2 separate regions of the Homo sapiens genome follow, and region 2 is linked to region 1. Evidence: chromatin contacts called from ENCODE Hi-C or POLR2A ChIA-PET data. All regions are on one chromosome and are shown on one strand. The core of a region is the stretch at or near the end of the contact, and the rest is flanking DNA. Distances in the headings are between cores, read along the strand shown.

Region 1 (6,133 bases), core at 780-3,279:
TTTTTTTGGAGATAGAGTCTTGCTCTGTCGCCCGGGCTGGAGTGCAGTGGCACGATCTCGGCTCACTGCAAGCTCCGCTTCCTGGCTTCACCCCATTCTCCTGCCTCAACCTCCCAAGTAGCTGGGACTACAGGCACCCGCCACCACGCCCGGCTAATTTTTTGTATTTTTTAGTAGAGACGGGGTTTCACCGTGTTAGCCAGGATGGTCTTGATCTCCTGACCTCGTGATCCGCCTGCCTCGCCCTTCCAAAGTGCTGGGATTACAGGTGTGAGCCACCGCGCCCGGCCCGAAAATCAAACTGTTTTAAAGCTGAAGGCCCCCCCATCCCATCCTCTACCCTCCAATCCTAAGGCCCTCCTTAACATTATGAAGGTTGAGCAAGTGTGGCTCAAATCTCTCCCTCCTTCCCCCTCTTTCTCCTTCTCTTCCTTCCTCACTCCCTCCCTTCTTTCTCTCTTTCCTTCTTTCTCTCCTTCCTTCCTTTTCTCTTTCCTTCCCTTTTTTCCTCCTTCCTTCATTCTTTCCCTTTTTTCTTCTTTAGAATAGTGCTGCTGTGATCACCCTTAGGTGCCTCCAGTTCTAAGCTTTCTGATTACTTCTTCCCCCGAGGTCCTCCAGCTCAGCATCTGCCCTTAAAGGAAACCTAAATAAACATGTGTTGTTGCATTCTGAATAGCCTCTGGTTGATCAGGAGCTTAGACTAAGGATTGAATAGTAAACGGTGGATCCAAGTGATTGTGAGAATACCACTTGGCAGAATGTGATGTCTGGATTGGACATGGAGTGCATAGGAAAGGACCCGCACCTCCCTGGGCATATGAGTGTTTCTGGTTGACGCTGTGCAGCTGCCGCATAACAATGCTGGAATTATCCTTTATTCAGGGCCTGATTGAGTGGGGGCGTGGCCACCCCTTTATTGCCTTATTTTTTAATGTATATCATTCTCTATTTACACATTGATAATTTTTTCCTACAGGGTAAAAAAAAAATGCACCAGATGCAGCACTTTTGTGTAAGTATAGACACATCAGGGCTCTTTGTTAAGGATAAGAAACAATCGCTTCCACTTCAGGCTCTAATGTTATCATAGCCAACTGCCAGAGCCGCTCTGTAATTACGTCTCCTGAGTGGAAAGCTCTCAAAATGCCACTTGGTCTAAGAGTTTGAAGCTGGGCTTGCCTCTCCACTTTGGCCAAGATGACTAAAGCATCACATATTTTTAAAGCAACTTTTAAGAAATGAGGTATAGTGAGTGATGACTAGCCAGCTTCTCGCTGCTCACACTGTAGCATTTTACACACATTTTCCCAGGGAGCCCCCAGGAACTTGGTGTCCAGGGATATTTTCCCCATGTTGGGGTGAAGGGGCTCACACAATGTCACCTGCACACGGGCCTCACAGTTCCAGATCTGGGCTTGTCCACTCTCCCAGCTGCCTGCCTGGGAGGAAGGCAGGTAAAGTTAAGGGCAGTGCCAAGGTTTAGGAAATATTGTCTGCCTTTGGACCAAATGTAATTTCAATTTAAAGTAACCTAGAAAATGTTTTGCAAAAAATGTGTTTTCAGAAAGCAGAATTACACTCAGTATCCCTTCTTTTTTTGGTTTCTCAACCACATCTTTCATTAGAGAGATTTAGGACAGCTAAGTAGAAATTAAATTTTCCATATGTAAACAGACATGGAGACAGCTGGCTTTCACTGGGCAATAGTTCCCGGCTGGGAATCTCCAATGAACAACTTCGATTCTTGTATTTTTAAACAGGTTGGCTTTCCTCCCAAATGCAAATATAATGTTCTACGTAGAAATTTATATGTTACTGAGAAGCATCAAGAAGCAAATGAAAATTCCCGGAAGCTCACCACCCAGAGACGGTCACTCTCAGGGTTTCACACAGCCTCTCTGCCAGGAGCTTTCATTTCCTTGGGTCTTGTCTATTGTTAGGTCACATGTTGAGTAGGATTTGTCTTGGAGCCTGAACGCTGACAAAGGTGCACCACCCTTGGACCCCATCCAAAGCCACACAGGAATGACTACTCTGGTCCCACCCACTTCCTGCCCTAGCTAGTGTGGTATTTTTGTGGCTTTCCCCTGTCTTGTCAGAAGAATGAGAGTAACTCAACATGGGCACTTTGTCCAATCCTTGGGTCTCAAGGGTTCTGGGAAGGATCCAAGAGCTGTGGTTCTCGGTTCCCAAAAGCAGGCAGGTGATTGGAGAAGCAGCCGGGCTCTGAGTCCTGTGCCCGTGTGGCCCAAGTGACTGGCTGTGACCCTAATAAGTGAGCAGAAGGGCAGGGGCCGGGGTCACCTTGCACAGGAAGTGGCAGCCATGAGGGTCTCTGCAGGCCAGAGCTGCTCCTTCCTCAGGGGCCATCTCCCAAGGATTCTTGTGTCCTAGGAGCCGCTCAGCAAATGGTTGTTGACTGACTGAGTGACCGCACTTTGGCCTCTCTGAACCTCAGTGTCCTGGTCATTGAATGGGACTCTTACTTCCAAGCTCTTTACTCCCCTGAGCCCTGGCCTCCTGGTTCCCCTTTGTCCTGCACCTTGGGCTGTGTCCTAGAGACCAGCCACCTCAGCTGCATCTTGCTAGGCTCTGAGTATCGTGGCCTTGACATTTCCTCCACCTCTCTGAACCACAGCTTTGTCTTCTGGAAAAGGAGAAATTAGAGGATGCTTGGAGCATCGTTGCCTGCATTCATGGAACTCACGGTCTGCCTGGAGAGTGATGGCGATATGGTGTCTATGTGTCCGAGAGCCAGCTGCACCCAGAGGGAAGCTCTAAAGCTGGTGTGGTCAGGTGGCCAAGGAGCAGAGGGAACAGACGTGAGAGGCAAGGCCCGTGAGGGTAGGGAGAGGTGCTCCCAATCATTGTAGAGGCCAGGAATGAGGCTGGGAGGCTGCAAGGGCCAGGTTCCAGCCGGGCCAACTCTGAGATGACGCTGAGGATTCCAGCTTTACTGTGAGTCACTTGTAGGCTCACTGCTTCTCTTAAGAGGCAAGGGATGGCCAGGCACGGTGGCTCACACCTGTAATCCCAGCACTTTGGGAGGCTGAGGTGGGCGGATCACCTGAGGTCAGGAGTTCGAGACCAGCCTGACCAACATGGAGAAACCCCATCTCTACTAAAAAAATACAAAATTAGCCAGGCATGGTGGTGCATGCCTGTAATCCCAGCTACCCGGGAGGCTGAGGCAGCCTGGGCAAAGAGAGCAAAACTCCCTCTCAAAAATAAAAATAAAAATAAATAGAGCCAAGGGATGCCACTAGCTAGTTGTTTAATTAAACTTTTTATTTTGAAATGACTGTATAGACACATAAGAGATAATGCAGAGATACTGTGGGCCTTTACCCGGGATTTCCCAGTGGTAACAGCTTGCAAAACGATATAGGACCATATCATAGCTCGGACCTTGACACTGGTACAGTCAAGACACAGAGCAGCACCAGCACAGGGAGCCTCCTGTGGCCCTTTGATGTCCACCTGCTCCCTGCCTGCCCCTGACAGCAGCCAATCTGTTCTCTGTTTCTACAATTTTGTCATTTTGAGAATGTTATATAAACGGAGTCATATAGCATGTAATCTTTTGAAATTATCTTTCTTCCACCAGCATAATCCCTTGGGATTCCTCTAAGGGAATTCATGCAGGGGAATCATCACACATCTAGGCTGCTGTGTGTGTCAATAGTGTTTCCTTGTTATTGCTGAGTGCTGTTGTGTGGCATGGATGTACCACAGTTAATGTGTAAATGACAACATAGTTTTCATTTCCATGTCTGCATGTTCATTGCCAGTATATACAAATTAAAGTGATTTTTGTGACTTGATTTTGTATCCCTGACCTTGCTAAATTCACATACTAGTTCTGGGAGTTTTGTTTGTTTGTTTGTTTGTTTGTTTTCGCTTCTTGGCATTTTCTTTGTAGACAGTCATGTCATTTGCAAACATGGACAATTTTATTTCTTCCTTTCTGCTCAGCATGCATTTTCGTTTCTGTTCTTGTTTTATTGCACTGGCTAGAACCTTCTCCACTGTGTTGAATAAGAGTGGTGACAGCAGGCATCCTTGCCTTGTTCTCACTTTGGGGGACTATTATGGGCCTGACTATGTCCCTGCAAAATACATGTTGAAGCCCTAATCCCCAGTACCTCCGAATGTAACTGTGTTGGAGACAGGGCCTTTAAAGAGGTAACAAAGTTAAAATGAGGTGCTGAGAGTGGGTGCTGATCTGTCATGACTGGTGTCCAAAAAGAAGAGCTGAGGACTCACAGAGGGACAACCACGTGAGGACACAAGGATATGATGGCTGCCTACAAGCCAGGGAGAGAGGCCTCAGGAGAAACCAACCCTGCCAACACCTTGATCTCAGAGTTCCAGCCTCCTGGAATGTGAGAAAGTAAATTTTTGACTTTTCAGCCACCTAGCCAGTGGGACTTTGTTATAATAACCAGGATAAACTAAGACACTGCCTTCCAGAGTACCACAGGGCACCTCTGTTCTGACTTCAGAAACTAGTTCTGCCTGTCTTTGAACTTCATCTAACAGTCTTTTGTGTCTGGCTTTGAGATCCATCCATATAATTGCTTTCTTTCTTTTTTTTTTTTTTTTTGAAGACAGAGCCTTGCTCTGTCTCCCAGTCTGGAGTGCAGTGGTGCAATGATAGCTCACTGCAACCTTGACCTCCGGGGCTCAAGCAGTCTCCTGCCTCAGCCTCTGAGTAGTTGGGACTACAGGCACATGCCACCATACCCAGCTCTACATCATTGTTATATCAGTGGCTTACTCCTTTTTATTGCTGGATCCTGTTCCATCCATATTATGGCTGCACCACACTTTGCTTATTACGCATTCTCCAGTTGTCAGACACTTGAAATTGTTTCCAGCTTTGAGTTATGAATACAGCTGTTCTGCACATTTGTGTACAGGTCTTTGTGTGGACAGATGTTTTCTTTCCTCTTGGGTAGATACCTAGAAGTGCAATTGCTGGGTCATAGAGAAGGTGTATATTTAACTTTGTGAGAAAATGCCAAACAGTTTTCCAAAGTGGTTGTACAATTTTCTGCTTCCACCAGCATGAGAGTTTCACACTGAGAGTTACGTTTGCTCCACATCCTTGCCAGCAGGTGGCATTGTCAGTCTTTTTCACTGTAGCGGTTCAGATGGGGCTGTAATCATTCCTCAGTGTGGTTTTTAGTTTCCCTGATGGCAGGCAGTGTTGCCCACCAGCTCATATACTTATTGTCTATTTAGGTAACTTAAGTCAAGTATATGTTCCAGTTTTTTTTTCTCATTTTAAAAATGGAATCGTTTGTCTTTTTTTTTCATTGATTTGTAGGAATCTTTTTGTATTCTGGACACAAATCTTTTATCAGATATATGTATTGCAAATGTTTTCTCCCAATCTGTGATTTGTCTTTGAAATTTTCTTTTCTTTTTTTTTTTTTTTTTTTGAGACAGAGTCTCGCTCTGTTGCCCAGGCTGGAGTGCAGCAGTAGCATGATCTCTGCTCACTGCAGCCTCCACTTCCCAGGTTCAAGTGATTCTCCTGCCTCAGCCTCCAGAGTAGTTGGGAGTACAGGCGTGCACCACTATGCCCAGCTAATTTTTGTATTTTTGTAGAGATGAAGTTTCACTATGTAGGCCAGCCTGGTCTTGAACTCCCGACCTCAGGTGATCTGCCCACCTCAGCCTCCCAAAGTAGTGGGAATACAGGCCACTGCACCCGGCCGCCTTTGAAATTTTTAAAAAATATTTAATTTTTTTTTTTTTTGAGACAGGGTCTCATTCTGCCACCCAGGCTGGAGTGCAGTGGCATGATCTCGGCTCACTGCAACCTCCACCTCCCAGGTTCAAGTGATTCTCCTGTCTCAGTCTCCCGAGTAGCTGGGATTACAGGTGCGCACCACCATGCCCAGGTAATTTTTGTATTTTTAGTAGAGACAGGGTTTCTCTATATTGGCCAGGCTGGTCTCCAACTCCTGACTTCAGGTGACCCACCCTCCTTGGCCTTCCAAAGTGCTGAGATTACAGGCATGAGCCACCTTGCCCGGCCTTAAAGACTTAATTTTTTTATAGCAGTTTTACATTCACAGGAAAATTGAGAGAAAAGTACAGAGATTTCCCATATATTCCC
Region 2 (6,438 bases), core at 2,845-5,344, 160 kb after region 1:
TTCTCTTTTGACCCATTGGTTTTTTGTTTGTTTGTTTGAGACAGAGTCTTGCTCTGTCACCCATGCTGGAGTGCAGTGGCACAAATTCAGCTCACTACAACCTCCACCTCCCAGGTTCAAGGATTTCTCGTGCCTCAGCCTCCCAGGTAGCTGGGATTACAAGCGTGCGCCAACATGCCCGGCTAAGTTTTGTATTTTTAGTAGAGATGGGGTTTTGCCATGTTGGCCAGGCTGGTCTCAAACTTCTGGCCTCAAGTGATCTGCCTGCCTTAGCTTCCCAAAGTGCTGTGATTACAGGTGTGAGCCACCATGCCTGGCCCCATTGGCTGTTTAATTTTCACATATTTGTGAGTTTTTTTAGTTTTCTATTATTGATTTCTGGTTTCATTCTATGTGATCAGAAAATATTTTTTATATGATTTCAACCTTTTTGAATATATTAAAGCTTATTTTGTGGCTACAAACTTGTTTTGTGGCCTATCTTGGGGAATGTTTCATGTGCACTTGATAAAAATATCTCTTCTTTATTGTGGTATGGAGTGTTCTGTGTATGTCTGCCAGGTATAATTGGCTTACGGTGTTGTTGAAGTCCTGTTTCCTCATTTATCTTCTGTCTAGTGGTTCTGTCTCTTACTGAAAGTGGTGTTTTGAAGTCTCCAAATATTATTATAGAGATATCTATTTCTCCCTTCAATTCTGCCAGTGTTTGCTTCATATATTTTGAAGCTCTGATATTTGGTGCATATATGTTTATAACTGTTACATATTATTGATGAATTTATCCTTTTATTAATACATAATGTACTTTTTAATCTCTTCTAATCGTTTTTGACTTATAGTCTATTTTGTCTGATATTAGTATAGTTACCTCATCTCTCTTTTGTTTACTATTTGTATGGGTTTTTTTTACATCCTTTCATTTTCAACTTCTTTGTGTCTTTAGATCTAAAGTGAGTCTTTTGTAGACAGCACTTAGTTGTATCATATTTTAAAAATCCACTCTGCCAATCTATGCCTTTTGATAGGAAAATTTGGCTGGGTGTGGTGGCTTACACCTGTATTCCCAGCACTTTGGGAGGCTGAGGTAGGCAGATCACCTGAGGTCAGGAGTTTGACACCAGCCTGGCCAACATGGTGAAACCCTGTCTCTACTAAAAAAAAAAAAAAAATACAAAAACCAGCTGGGTGTTGTGGCACATGCCTGTAATCCCAGGAAGAATTGCTTGAACCCAGGAGGCAGAGGTTGCAGTGAGCCGAGATTGGGCCACTGCACTCCAGCTTGGGTGACAGAGCAAGACTCTATCTCAAAAAAAAACAAAAAAAAAAAAACAAAGTTTAACCTATTTGCATTTGAAGTAATTGCTGATAAGGAATGTATTACTACTGCCATTTTGCTATTTGTTTCCTGTATGTCTTGTAGCTTTTTTGACCCTCATTTATTCTATTACTGCCTTCTTTTGTGTTTTGTTGATATTTTATAGTAACACATTTAGAGTCCCTTCTCAGTTTCTTTTGTGTTATATTCTATAAATATTTTCTTTGTGTACATGGGGAAACAGGACAAGCTGCCACAAGTATGTAGGGTGATGCACTTGTTCAGTCCCTGTGGGGGTCCTGTGCCCCATCCTCTCCATGCCCTTCCGTCATCACTCCACCGCTCAGCCTTAAACATCTGCCATTCTAAGAAACATTCTTAATGGAAAAGGTGGTAAAATGATATTTTAATGGTGATTCTGGAAAAAAAAAAGGCAAATGAAAAGCATTTCTAGCCCTCTGGGAGAACTCACTGGTTTATTGTTGGTAGAAGCTTCTTAAGGCCTTGCAGACACACTGTGTCCCATGGTGATCCCAGCACAGGCCACCCTGAGCCCTGTGTCCCTGTATCTGTGCCACTGTGAAGATCTGCAGAGCGCACATCTGGGCATTCTTGATCTCGAACTCCTGAGCTCAAGTGATCCACCCACCTCAGCCTCCCAAAATGTTGGTATTACGGGTGTGAGCCATCACAACTGGTCTGAGCCACCGTGCCTGGCCCTGGGCATTCTGAGCCACCTGTGCCACCTGTACCTTCCCCAGAACTGAGCTATTTCCTGATGGCCCTGCAGGTGGCCCATGAAAAGTAGATTCTTCGCCCCTCTGAGTTTGTTTTCTGTGATAAGCTCTGTGAAAGTGGGTTTCCACCGCAACCCCTCACTTCCATCTTCTGGAGAGGCAGGTTGGCAGGCCAGGGGCAGCTCTCAGCTGGGCAATGCGCACCACACAGGCTGGGATGGCTGTGATTCTGCAGGTTCACCCTCCTGGTGGGAACCCACCTTGGGGGTGATGCCTTCCTGTGGTCAGTGTCAGTACGAGGCTGTCGTCTCTGGTCCCCTTGGGCTGTGCTGGCTCATGACCCTGTGCTATCTGTTTTAGATCAGACCTATTGTGACCGCCTGGTGCAGGACACGCCTTTCCTGACAGGCCATGGGCGCTTGAGTGAGCAGCAGGTGGACAGGATCATCCTCCAGCTGAACCGTTACTACCCACAGATCCTTACCAACAAGGAGGCGGAAAAGGTGCTGAGGAGGTGAGGGGGGTACCCGAGACACTGCTCAGTTTCCCTTCCTTTCTGGGCTGGGAGAAGCTGGTGACCAGCCCTGGGTCATTCTCTCATGGGATGACACACTAGGTATGTCAGGATTCAGAGGTGACACATCTGGACCTGGCTACTAAGGCTGCCTGAGCTACAAACTGGCCCTTTGGGGTGAGCCCAACCAGGCTCGGAACATCAGCTCTCTGTGCCTCGGTTTCTTCATATGTCATTGGGTCTGCTGTCCCCTTCCCGAGTTGCTGGGAGGTTACAGGAGATAACATGTGACAATACATGAAGCACACAACAGTATAAGATACGGAGGGAGGCGAGAAAGAGGGCAGGAGGGAGGGGTGAGGAGGGAGGAGGCAGAGGGAGAGCCGAAGTGGGATGGGGAACAGATAATGGGCCCGGCCCACCCCAGTGCCACAGGGCTTTGCACTCTGCATCTTCCGAAGGTTCAAAGCGGGCAAACAATTGCTTCCTTTTCTCTAATTTCTATATTACTGTACGAGGCTGGAAAGCCCAGCATGTCACAGGTAGGCAGCTGAGCTTCTAGGAAGGCAGATGCTGACTCACCCCACAGCCGCGCCCCAGTCTGCCCCTCTCAGCAGTGCTGAGCGGGCTGGTCCCCTCAGAACCCCAGCCTCCCCCATGTGTGGAGTGGACACCGAGAGCCCCTGCCTGGCAGGTGTGGTGAGGACTGACTGAGCTGAGCCGGGTAAACGCCTGCCCGAGAGCCCTTGTCGCCAGATGGCCCTGCAGCCCTGTGGGCAGCCACGCTCATCACCCCATCTCACAGAGGTGGTCCGAAGGCTCAAGAGGCAGCCACTTGCCCAGGGCCACTCATTTCAGGAGTGTCAGGCCACATCTTGAGTTCATCCTATTATTTGGGAAAGTGCCCAGGGCCAGTGGCTGTCACTCTGTCACATGGCCCTGGCCTCTCAGAGCTGCAGAGCTGGGCACACCAGGGTGGCTCTGCTGGAGATGGCATTTAAGATGCAATTCCTGGGCTCTGTCTTGGGAGGTCTGTTCTGCTCCATCACCCCAGTGCCAGGTGGCCCTGAGGGGACATTGGATGAGAGAGTTAGCCACACCCTGCCGACCCTACCCACATCTGTGGCTCTGGCGCCCCCACTGAGCCACCTGTTCCTTGACAGGTGCCACGTGCAGGGCTATCCTGAGGGTTGGGGCATCTCCTGGAACAATGAGGTTGGCCCACAACAGAACAGGAGTCAACACGGGCCCTGCTACTGGCTCAGGTGCTTCTTCCGTTTTGAAGGTGGTACAGTAATTTTAAAAGTTAGGAGCTCAAATCCAAATCTCTTATTATTGCAATTGAAGTCTAATGCATGTTCACTTTTAAAAAGTTTAGAAAGTTTAAGACGTTTATACAAGAAAAAGCACATATTCCTTCCTCACAGACACCACAGCTCCTGCCACCCATCTGCCTGCCATTTTCACACTGCCATGGTTTAACTCCAGTTCCCTGTGGCCATGTAGAATGATATGCTGCCACCAGGTGGCAGCACCAGGCCACAGACTCCAGGTCCTGGAGGTCAAGGCCCAGTGGCCTGTCCACTGACCTTGAGAACCACACATTTCTCTGTCATACACATCAAAAGAGCCAATACTTCTGTCTTTTTTTTTTTTTCTTTGAGATGGAGTCTCTGTCGCCCAGGCTGGAGTGCAGTGGCATGATCTCGGCTCAGTGCAACCTCTGCCTCCCAGTTTCAAGCAATCCTCTGGCCTCAGCCTCCCAAGAAGCTGGGATTAAACATGCACCATCATGCCCAGTCAATTTTTTGTACTTTTAGTAGAGATGGGGTTTCACCGTGTTGGCCAGGCTGGTGTCAAACTCCTGACCTGGAACTCCTGATCCGCCTGCCTCAGCCTCCCAAAGTGCTGGGATTATAGGCATGAGCCATTGTGCCTGGCTTCAACTTACTTTTTTAAAACTTGAATCACATTCTGTAGACTGAAAAATAACAGAAGTTAGCACTTATACCATCACTTCATTAATTCCCTGTCACAGCCTACCATGAGGGTTCATTATCCCTTTTTTACAAATGAAGAAACCAAGTCTCTGAGGGGTGGAGTAGCTGGCTAAGGTCACACAGGAAGCCACACTATGTCCCAACACTTGGAATGATGTCACCAGCCCTGTGCTTTCTTTTTTTCGAGATGGAGTCTTGCTCTGTCGCCCAGGCTGGAGTGCAGTGGCACGATCTTAGCTCACTGCAAGCTCCGCCTCCCGGGTTCACACCATTCTCCTGCCTCAGCCTCCCGAGTAGCTGGGACTACAGGTGCCCACCACCACACCCGGCTAAGTTTTTTGTATTTTTAATAGAGTCGGGGGTTTCACCGTATTAGCCAGGATGGTCTCGATCTCCTGACCTCGTGATCTGCCTGCCTCAGCCTCCCAAAGTGCTGGGATTACAGGCATGAGCCACCGCACCTTGCCAGCCCCATGCTTTCTTTGTGACCACTCCCAGCCTGTTTCCCAACCTCCCACCCCACAGGGAGTATGAGGAGTAGCAGTGATGCCTGTGACAGAGGCAATGCCAGGCACTATGTGGTGTGGGTAAGGGGCAGGTTGTCACAGGAGCTGCCATCCAGCAGGTGTCCTGACACCCAACAGGGAAGCTGAGGCTGGGGGCCTGACCTTGGTGCCCTGCCCTGACCCACAGCCAGCCCCCCTGGCCTGATCTTCCCTGGCACCCCCTTGTACCCTCAGTTCCGGAACCCCAAGGCATCCTTGCGTGTGCGGCTCTGTGACCTCCTGAGCCACCTGCAGCGGAGCGGTGAGCGGGACTGCCAGGAGTTCTACCGAGCCCTGTATATCCATGCCCAGCCCCTGCACAGCCGCCTGCCCAGCCGCCACGCTCTGCGTAAGTTCCACATCACCAACCATGCATGCTTGGTGCTGGCCCGGGGAGGGCACCCCAGCCTGCCGTTGATGGCATGGATGTCCTCCATGACCACCCAAGTCTGCTGCAGCCCAGGCCTGGCATCCCCTCTCGCCTCAGCCCCTCCCCAGAGGCCACCCTCTGGCCCCGAGGGGAGAGTGTGGCAGGCACAGGCAGTGCAGATGTTGGTCTCTGTCTCCCACTTTCTCCCCCTTCCTCCGTCTCTCTCTCATGGCAGTTTTCACACAGCATGGGGCATCTTATACGTCCACTCTTGCCCTTCCTTTTCTAACCTCATTCCACGGGGATCCCTTCATGTCTGTGTGGACAGCAACCTTGTTCCCACAGCTGCATGGCGCTCCTAGGCGGTCCCAGCTGGAATTACCCAACCCCATGACGGACCCTTTCATTGCAGCGATCTGCACACGTGTGGGTGTTTCCATAGGACATTGTCAGGCACGGATGGCTGGTCCGAAGCACGTGCATTTCAGTTTTGAGGCTCCTGTCCTCAGGCAGTGTGGACTCAGGCCCTGGGAGTCATGTGGATGCCAGTAGCCTGGGCCCACAGAGCTGCTGGGATGTGGGGGGCATATCAAGTTGAAGATGGCAACTCTGATCTGACGCCTCTGTGCTCAGGGCCCCTGGAGGAGGGGCTACTGCCCCTTGGCCCTTAGACAACAGGACAGAGACCAGAGGGACTGGGCGGCTTGTCCCAGGCTACTGGGCTGTGGTCTCTGACCCCCTGGAGGCCTCCCCACGCCTCACAGAACACAGTGCAGACGGTGGGCGGGGAGAGCTCGAGGGGAGGCCCAGCCCTGCAGGTGGGACTGGCTCTCCCTCCCCAGCCACGAGTATGCCACAGGGGGCTTTCAAAACCAGGCAGGGCCAAGCCTTGGCCCCACTGGAGGTAGAGCACCTTCTGTGGCTCCCGGGTGCCTTTAGGCCCGTCCAGGAGTTGGA

The links. A loop is a pair of places that touch in the nucleus more often than their neighbours do. ChIA-PET counts read pairs that join two places held with the same protein, here RNA polymerase II (POLR2A). Pooled maps may share reads with other maps.
Region 2: a loop to region 1 is called in a map of MCF 10A, with 10 times the contacts of the local background. The contact joins two enhancer-like sites. A Hi-C loop is called at or near these places in 12 of 168 maps with a recorded cell type or tissue (CD4-positive, alpha-beta T cell, GM12878, HepG2 and 8 more), 17 of 37 single-sample maps with no recorded cell type and 18 of 50 pooled maps. POLR2A ChIA-PET finds 5 or more read pairs at or near these places in 10 of 52 experiments (CD4-positive, alpha-beta memory T cell, CD8-positive, alpha-beta memory T cell, MCF 10A and 7 more).

Annotation. Positions count from the first base shown.
Region 1 is chr9:92,952,247-92,958,379 of GRCh38, forward strand. All of the region lies in intron 1 of FGD3 (FYVE, RhoGEF and PH domain containing 3), which reads left to right. Among named protein-coding and RNA genes, the nearest start is that of FGD3, 7.8 kb to the left of the region's middle. RefSeq lists an enhancer at 1,834-1,933. Within about 2 kb of position 2,030, at least 13 of the 41 ENCODE cell types and tissues checked have a DNase peak (open chromatin) inside an H3K27ac peak, as active enhancers do.
Region 2 is chr9:93,105,262-93,111,699 of GRCh38, forward strand. CARD19 (caspase recruitment domain family member 19) reads left to right here. Exons shown (of 6, transcript NM_032310.5): 2 at 2,413-2,555; 3 at 5,307-5,460. Among named protein-coding and RNA genes, the nearest start is that of CARD19, 12 kb to the left of the region's middle. RefSeq lists enhancers at 2,244-2,744, 3,172-3,321. Within about 2 kb of position 4,095, at least 7 of the 41 ENCODE cell types and tissues checked have a DNase peak (open chromatin) inside an H3K27ac peak, as active enhancers do.